Linked DNA regions of Homo sapiens: region 2 is linked to region 1. A link is an interaction called in ENCODE POLR2A ChIA-PET data of the cell type or tissue named here. Cell type or tissue: OCI-LY7. All regions are shown on one strand. Links, peaks and the distances in the headings refer to the core of each region. The heading gives the core; the rest is flanking DNA. Region 1 overlaps LOC124902956 (a long non-coding RNA gene). Region 2 has its middle 5.9 kb from the start of CAND1.

What was found. ChIA-PET counts read pairs that join two places held together with the same protein. Peaks named below come from ENCODE experiments on the same cell type or tissue, not always from the same donor. Only the 100,000 strongest peaks of a DNase experiment are listed, where the experiment ranks them.
Region 2: POLR2A ChIA-PET joins it to region 1 with 7 read pairs; 4 of 35 experiments call an interaction of 5 or more read pairs at or near these places.

What each region holds. Positions count from the first base shown.
Region 1 is chr12:66,899,293-66,903,688 of GRCh38, reverse strand. LOC124902956 (a long non-coding RNA gene) reads left to right here. Exons shown (of 2, transcript XR_007063353.1): 2 at 1-2,569. It also overlaps a transcript of GRIP1 not described here. Among named protein-coding and RNA genes, the nearest start is that of GRIP1, 220 kb to the right of the region's middle. RefSeq lists an enhancer at 2,298-2,507. In OCI-LY7, for the core only: no CTCF peak of the experiment used is centred there; DNase peaks (open chromatin) are centred at 1,938 and 2,348; H3K4me3 peaks cover 1,131 bases; H3K27ac peaks cover 2,024 bases.
Region 2 is chr12:67,261,257-67,265,652 of GRCh38, reverse strand. No RefSeq gene overlaps it. Among named protein-coding and RNA genes, the nearest start is that of CAND1, 5.9 kb to the left of the region's middle. In OCI-LY7, for the core only: no CTCF peak of the experiment used is centred there; no DNase peak of the experiment used is centred there.

The DNA.
Region 1 (4,396 bases), core at 322-4,321:
CATTCAACAAATAGACTTTAAAGAGAAAATGTAGTGTTTCCTAAAATCTTTCTTTGATTACTTGATATCTGTGGTTTTCTTTCCTACCTCCCCTTCAAACAGAAGCCTTGAAATACTAAAAACTTAACCTCAAGAATTTCATTAGGCAAAGCTCACAATATTTTTTTTGGAGATATTCTTTAAAAAATAATTTATCTTTCTTCAAAATCTTCAAATTGTAAAAGTAGGTGAGGAGTAGGACATAATTTATTCTACTGTGTTGGTTAATAACCTTGAAAGTTTACTTAAAAGGCAGTCTCTTTCCTGATTATACAAAACATTTAATGGGAGGAAAAAAGCGCTCTTGAAGTATTGCCATACACAGACTTTTAAACTTACAAAAAAAAAAAAAATACTGCAGCACGTTTACACTCTGCCATAAAGTACTATAATGAATAATTAAAACAACTAGAATTGTCAAAATAAATAACTATGGATTGCGGTGTAGTGCTCTAAATTTTTTTAATGCTTTTTTGCATGTTGATTTACATAGCATAGTAATAAGTCAAGGATTTCCCAGTCATTAAAGTGAATTAACAAGAAAGTATTTTAATGGGTAGTTTTGTCTTATTTCAGAATTTGACTAGTTATTTAATTCTATACCCTTCTCTTGCATTTACTCTAAAAAAAACTGTGTTTGTATAAATAATGTATTTAAAAATAAACAAATCAGAACTCCATGGTCTGAAAAACAGAATTTAGCAACTAATTTGTCACGTATATGTGAAGCTTTCCCTAGTACCTCACTTCCAAGCATTGAAGAAATGAACATTTCACGCAGAACATGTATCTTTACTGTTCAATAATTCAAAAGCGCTAACAACAATATGCATTTAAGGGTCTTTATATTTCATTCGAAATACAAGCTCTTAAAACAACAACATCAGTATTTCTGTGTCTATATCCAAATATATTAAATGATGTCTAAGTGAATTTTCCCAGAAGATTGTCACTATTTCCCATATTAAGTCATTGGTATGAAAAATTCCAGTTCACTTTCATCTCTCCCTGTATCTCTTTTGCAATATTCCGAAGTGGCCTACTTGGTAACCTCAACTTTGAGCTGATGAATGAAACTGGCAGTTTTCACGAGTTGTCTTCTAGTCCTGGAGCAAAGGACTGAGTATAGGAGGAAGACTGCTGAATGACATCTGGGAGACTGCTCAGCTGATCTGAGATTTGAAGCTGGTGGTGTTCACATACTTCTGCACCATCCCAGAATCTTTGCCTGAAACCATCCCTCAGGCCAGCTATTTCTTGGAGGTCTATGACTAATGTCACATTGTAAAGGAACAAAAGTTTTTAATCCATGTTGGTGATATGATTGGCATTCTCATTTAACCTCATAATATATTAATATGATCAAATTTTGCTAAATATGTGAATGTAAATCCAAAACAGTGAATTGTTGAGAGTGGGAAAGAAGTCTGGGGAGGTGGGAGAGAGGGAGAGATTCTAACACTTGTTGAATATCTGCTAAGTGCCAGGTGCTTGCTGTGTATCATCTCATTGAATCATTGCAACACCACTGTAAAGAACTAGTTCCCCAGTTTTGCATGTGAAAAATATTAATTGCTTTCCCAGTGTTACCCTTGCCCAGTGAATCATGGGTCTTAATTCTCCACCAAGTATTTCTGACTGCAAAGCTCATGTTTTCTGCCCATATGCACATGATCTGAAGGATCAACTCAGCAAGAAATACTTAAAGTTTTTTGTTGCTGAATGCATTATAATTTTGAGAAGACTTTATGTATGCCGTTGCTTCCCAAACATTACAATACAATTGTGGAACACTCAATGGAACTTTAGTTCATTATGGCAGTGAGAAGGTAACAAGGAAATAAGAGCAGGTCTTTGCCCTTCCTGTTGCTCCGTGTCTCTTGCCTGATGCCAGGTTTCCCTCAGACCGGATATGAGACTTGGACCTGTGGTTTAGGTGTCATTTGCAGAACAGTAAGTCTCAGGTAGAGTCTTATAGTTCCTGATTGTAAAGGTCAATCCAAGTTTATTAAGGCTACTGTACATCCCAGCTTTCCTGACATAGCCTTGAATTGAAGGGCTTTTATTCTTCATCATAAAAATGATCTCTTAATGTGTGCCATCTTCCCTTGTAAGACTATTTGATACCTTTGCAAACAAGAAAGCCTCTTGTCAAAATATATAATGTGATTTTTCTATTTGGAGGGTCTCAAGAAGCATAAGCAGAACTGAGTGAAATATGGAGGGCCTCCCTTTCCACCAGATGTGTCCACACGGAGTGATTGAGTGGTATGCCCTGTGGCAGCAAGAGTGACAAGTCTTAGGCCTACTTCTGCTTTCACTTTTTCTTTTGTCTATTGCTTAAAATAACTGAGCTTTATATTTTGTTCCCCTCATCATGTGAAATTGCAGATGTTTACTGGTTTCATTCTTTCTTTTGATGAACTAACTCCCCCTCTAATGGATGGTTTTTGTTTTCAAAACAAAGCTGTACATTTCAGTTTGAATAGCTCCCTCTGATATAATAAAGTTGTTCTTTTAACCCATGTAATCAAGATTTCCTTTCATTTTAAACTTAAAAATAATTTGGAAGATGTGAGTGATAAATTTCCATGCAGCTGATTTAAATATTCTGGTTCATTTTCATTCATGTATCTCTACTCCCATGGGAGAAATGTCAAATTAGGGAAATAGCAGTGCATTCCCTTCCTACTTTCAAAAAACATGCAGGATTTAAGAGCCAAGACCGAAAGTATTTTGTCTTAGCTTTTAGCTTAGAAACTGCTAGTTGCCTACCCAATATCCATTCTCCATTTACTCCTAGAAACCTGATGTTTTTCCAGTTGGCAATGTGCCCAGATACACACTCTTATTTCCTAGCTTCCCATGGGTGGTCAATGAGATTAGGTAGAAGTCCTTGGGTGTGCTTTCGGGAAGGCTATGTGAAGCAGGCTGACTCAGTTGAGAGGGAAATCTTTTTGGCCCTTCCCTTCTTCCTCCTCTTTTTGCCTGAAATGTAATATCTGAAGCACTATAGCCACCTTAGGCCTTGCAGATAGAAACTATGTAGAAAGATAGGCTCTAGAGTTCCTGATGACTTTGGACCTGCTATAGCAGTGTATGTGTCTGTTTTAGTCAGTTCAGGCTAAGACTGGGTGGCTTAAGCAAAAGATACTTACTTTTCACAGTTCCGGAGGCTAGGAAGTCCAAGATCAAGAGGCTGGCAGATTTGGTGTCCAGTGAGGGCTGTTTCCTGCTTCATAGATGTGATGGCAGTGTTTGCCCTCTGTCCTAACATAGTAGAAGGAGAGAGTGAGCTCTCTGGGGTCTCTTTTATAAGGGTGGGGGTTAGGATTTCAACTTTTGCATTTTGGAGGGGTACAGACATTCATAACAAATGCTTACATCTCTACTTCATTTATCTGAAGAGGAAACAAACCTGTCTTGTTTAAGCCACATATTGGGAGTTTCTATTATATACAGACAAGCCTAATCACACCTGATACTATTTTCTTTACCTTTTCCATGACTGTAATACAAAAACATCTATTCCTGCTTCACCAATCTCTTTACTTCTCCCAACTCTAATTTCCTCCTTTTCCACTTATTTCTAACATTCAAGAGGACATTTTCAGGCAGGAAGTGCCTGCCTAAAAATCACATATGCTATCCTGCCCAAGAATGGAGAATGTATTCACAGCTATTTCTGCTAGCATTCAAGAGGACATTTTCAGGCAGGAAGTGCCTGCCTGAAAATCACATATATAGACTGGTCCTGCCCAAGAATGGAGAATGTATTCACAGCTATTTCTGCTGTTCCCTTCTTTGTTCTCCTGTGAATATGGAGATTTTCAAAGAGGCCCAGAGACATTTCACAGCAGCACTCATTGCAGTAGTTGTGGGATAGAGAAGTATAGGACAGAGTAGTTCTGCATGCATGAGCAATTGAAGTCTAGTATCTACCCCATAGCAAAAGATGAGTTGTATGAGGTTAGAATCTCACATGGGTTGGATGCAGTGGCTCATGCTTGTAATCCCAGTGCTTTGGGAGGCCAAGATGGGAGGATTGCATTAGGCCAGGAGTTTTCAACCAGCCTGGACAATATAGCAAGACCTCATCTCTATAAAAAATTAAAAAAAAATAGCCAGGTATGGTGGCGTGAATTTGTAATCCTAGCTACTCAGGAGGCTGAGGTGGGGGATCACTTGAGTTCAGGAGTTTGAGAATGTACTGAGCTATGATCGTGCCACTGCATTCCTGCCTGGGTGACAGAGCAGGACCCTGACTCAAAAAAAAAAATTTTTTTTCACATGGGACAGGAACAGTTTCTTTCCAATGATGTCTACAGGAAGTACATTCTGTCCTGACAGCAGCATT
Region 2 (4,396 bases), core at 288-4,287, 360 kb before region 1:
CCCAGTGATTTCTTATGTATTCTGAATTTGGGGGAAATACTATCAGCTGAACCAGAAAGAACTTGTCATAGGCAAAGATAAAGCCAGAAACAGGCCAGGCACGGCGGCTTATGCCTGTAATCCCAGTACTTTGGGAGGCCAAGGGAGTGGATCACCTGAGGTCAGGAGTTCGAGACCAGCTTGGCCAACATGGTGAAATCCCGTCTCTACTAAAAATACAAAAAATTAGCCGGGCATGGTGGCGCACACCTGTAATCCCACCTACTCAGGAGGCTGAGGCGGGAGAATCACTTGAACCTGGGAGGCAGAGGTTGCATTGAGCCAGATTGTACCATTGTACTCCAGCCTGGGCAGCAAGAGTGAAATTCCATCTAAAAACAAACAAACAAAACTCTACATGTGTCAGATAACATCCTGGAGAAAATCAGGTGGTAAGGGAAGTGTTGGCAGCGAGATATGGTTGTAGGGGGTTATACCCTTGATTCCAATGTTTTCCTGTTTCCGATGGATCTAAAGAACATGGAGTTTTTATTTGCAGCAGGGGAACTTTCAGTAAGGACACCGTTTGCCTTGGCAATCCTCAAAATACTTCAAGAACAGATTGTTTCAGACCATCTGTAGTCCATTCTTTTCTCATCAGGATGTCATTTGGTTTCTGTGTGAAAGTTTGGTGGAGATTCCCAGTAGATATTATGATGGTGCATGGTCAGAGTCCCAGGGAACCTGAATGAACCAAGGTGCTCAATGTGAAGTGAAAACAGCCTCAACATGAGTGCCATGAAATAGCAAAGAGAGAGTGCAAGAGAGGGGCTGATCGCTGTGGGGCAGTGCCACCTTGCAGGAACACATGCCATGAGGTTGGTGCTTAAATACATCATGGATCCAGGCACTGAATGGGAGGCAGTATGGGTGATTTCCAGCTTGGTTGACCCCATGACTGACAAACAGCAGGGACTTGAATGGAAGATGCTTCTTGTTTTGCCCAAGTTGTATTCGGTCTACCAGATTCTGCAACTTATGTCTTCAGATCCTTGGTGAGGAGATATGGATGCTGTCAGAGAAGGCAAATGCCTGCAGTGGATCGAAGAGGTTTTCAAGGAGTTCCATTTCCAGAATGTGGCTTCATCAGAGGACAATGGATCATCAGCTAGTCCCACCACTTAGCTATTCTGGAACTCAGGGTTCCTGTGCCACTCATACCCCAACTTGGAGGGCTGACATCAAAGAGTAAACTGAAGAAATCAAGTAACCTCTCATTTTTCATCTGCACTATGGAAGTGTAACAACTAGACGTGTAACCAGCAAAAGGGTTCGGCCATTTGTTTATAGAAAGGAGTCAAAATAATAATGACATGTGAAAGAAAGAGAGCAAGACTTTACTACTTGTGTTAGCAAGGGGAAGAATGGGTGAAATTTTAAAAAATTTCCACTCTTCCCTTTGTGGAGGGAAGATAGAGATTTTTAAGGAGAGAGGGGTTTGGAATGTAGGAGAGGAAGTGGGTATGAGGTGGCACGGTTTGTTTTAATGACTTATTGTGAATTGTTGTTTTATTTGGTGAAGGCCCTGGTGTCATTTTGGGCTTTAATTAGGTTACAAATTAATTGCAGTCAATTTTATGGTCAATTTTTGTTTTTTCTTGGAGATGGGGTCTCACTCTGTCTCCCAGGCTGGAGTGCAGTGGTGTGATCTTGGCTCAATGCAGTCTTGACCTCCCAGGCTCAGGTGATCCTCTCCTACCTCAGCCTCCCTAGTAGCTAGGACCACAGGCATGCACCATCCAGCACAGCTAACTTTTTGTATTTTTTTTTGGTGGAGATGGGGTTTCACCATGTTGCCCAGACTAGTCTCAAATTTCTGGGCTCAAGCAGTCCTCCCACCTCGGCCTCACGAAGTGCTGGGATAACAGGTGTGAGCCTTTGCATCTGGCCTGTAGTCAGTTTTTAGCTGGGATTGAGTTTCAGCCTTGACTGGGGAGAGAATTTTGGAGGTGTCTGGTTTGTGTTAGGATTTGGCCTTTGACGTTTTAATGGAAATATATGACTAGATATGTCAGTGTGGCATGTACTTAACAAGGATGTAAGTAAATAAATATGCATAACGCATGGGAGTATAGTATGGGAAAGAAGGGGAGTGGCGATTTATAGTACATTTTGAGGCTGTATTTTAAGGCAAAAGGAAGCAGATATATAGTTTGTCTAAAGTTATATTTTGAGATTGGGAGAAGGGAGGAAAGAAAACATTTTGAGGTTGTAAAATACATTTGTAGTTTATTTTCAAGTTATATTTTGAGGCTGGGGAGAAAGTTGGAAAGGAAAAAAAGTTTTAAAATGCAGTTTGAAGTTAAGCTGTTTGGTTGTAATTTTTATTGTCAAATTTTATTTTATTTGTATGGAAAATGGCTGCCATAATTGTTTTGGCTATTTTTTTGTTGAGAAGGGGCATAGTTTGGGGGTATTAGAATGGAATTGATTTATTTGGATTTGGAAATATTTATGAGTATTTGGGCCTATAGACAATATTTATTGGAGTGTTATAGTTTGAGGTTTAGAAAGTTTTGGGGAAAGTCTGTCTTACAGTTTTACATAGAGGGTATAATAGTAGTAAGTTTTATAACACAGGGATATATCTACCCCTGTAGGCCAGGCCAATGTTATAAGTAGTTTTTGTCTCTAACATGGTCCTGACTTGAATTAGAATGTCCCCTATTGATTTAGTGACAATGTAGGGTCGCACATAGATTTAATTTTTTGGTGTATATTTTGTAGGGCTATTTGAGGCATTTTTGAATTTTTTAATTATGTAGGGTTTTTATTGTTAATTGTAATTGGATGTGATGACACGTTGGCTAATATATATATTTAATAGGCTGTAAATAGGGATATGAATATTTATGAAGGTGGCTTTAAGTCTTGTTTAGTTTATGAGGGTGGATTAGTTTAGTTAGTTGTTTTATTTAGAAGGTAGTATTGTACATGGGCTAGGCCTTTTTATGTGATGAAGGCAGAAAAAAGTTTATTAAGAGGCATTTTTATGGAAATAGAAAAGCAAATATTAATGTTGGAAACTATTTGGATGTTAAAGTACTTTTAGTTATAGAGGAGGAAGGCAGTAGTAATTTGACGTTTTCTTTGTCTGTGTTATAAGGAATAAGCTTTAGTTTGTAAAGCCTCAGGAAAGAGGTAGTAGTAATTTTATTGAGTTTAAGTTAGAAAAATAAAAGAAAAAAATTGAAAATATTAGTTTGGAAATTTGTACTCTAGAAAGAATTTAGGATTTAGTTAAAATTATAGAAAATAATAAAAACTCAAAAACAGTGGATAAGACTAGAATTTAATTACAGGTGTATTATAGTTAGGTTTTTTTGAAACTTTTTTTAGTTTTTGTTTTTATTAAAGACAAATTATAATAGGACAAATTTATAGGCAAAATAAGTTTTAGTTTTATTGTATTTGGCTTGTGTATTTGTGTAAAGTCAGTAAGAATAATTATTTGTCATATAGGCTTTTTTAAAAATTGGCTTTGTTGGAACTTTGTTATAGGGAATTTTAGATTAGATCTTTTGAAGTTTTGAGTCCAGTCATGGGTTTATTTGTGTCTTTAAATATTTGTATTAAATGGGCAAATTTTTTCTTTTGAGGTCTCAAGAAAACTTGGGGCTGTGGTTCCTGTTAGAAAGTGACACTTTTTATTTGTTATAGGTTAAGAATTTTGTATAGACACTGTATAGACAAGGTATGAGGTTAGTTTTTTAAGGGGCTTTTATTGGCTTTATAGGTTAATTTTGATATTTTAAAGTAGTTTGTAAGTATGTTTTTTAAATTAAAATTTTGGTAAAATAGTGTTTTTAATTGTGTTATAAAAGAAAATAGATTTTTATTGAATTTATGTAAATAATAATATTGTTATAAATTAAGTATATGTATAAATAGTTTGTAAATTTTGGAGAGATTAGCTAGAGAAAAATATGTCTTAAATTTTCTTTATAGGAGTGTATTTTATCTGACTGTTGAAAGTTGTCAATAGCTAAAAAGAAAAAGTTTTTTGGACTTTGTAAAACAGAAGAATTAACAGTGTTTTAAATAAAAAGTTATAAAAATATTTTTTAATAGTATAGTTTATGTAATTAATTTCTGTTTTGTTTGATATGTATGAACACAGTAGGTTTTATGGGAGTCTTGAATTTTTTTTATTTTACTGGCATAATTTTTAAAGTTATTAGATATTTGTATTTAAGAGTATTTATTAGAGTTTTATAGTTGATTATAAAATTGTTTTGAAAATAATTAAAACAATTGTGGATGACAAAAGTTTTAAAGTAATCATGGTTAAAGCTTGGTTACTTTTGTGGCACATAATAACTTCATATAATTATTATCGATATATATTGAAACAGAA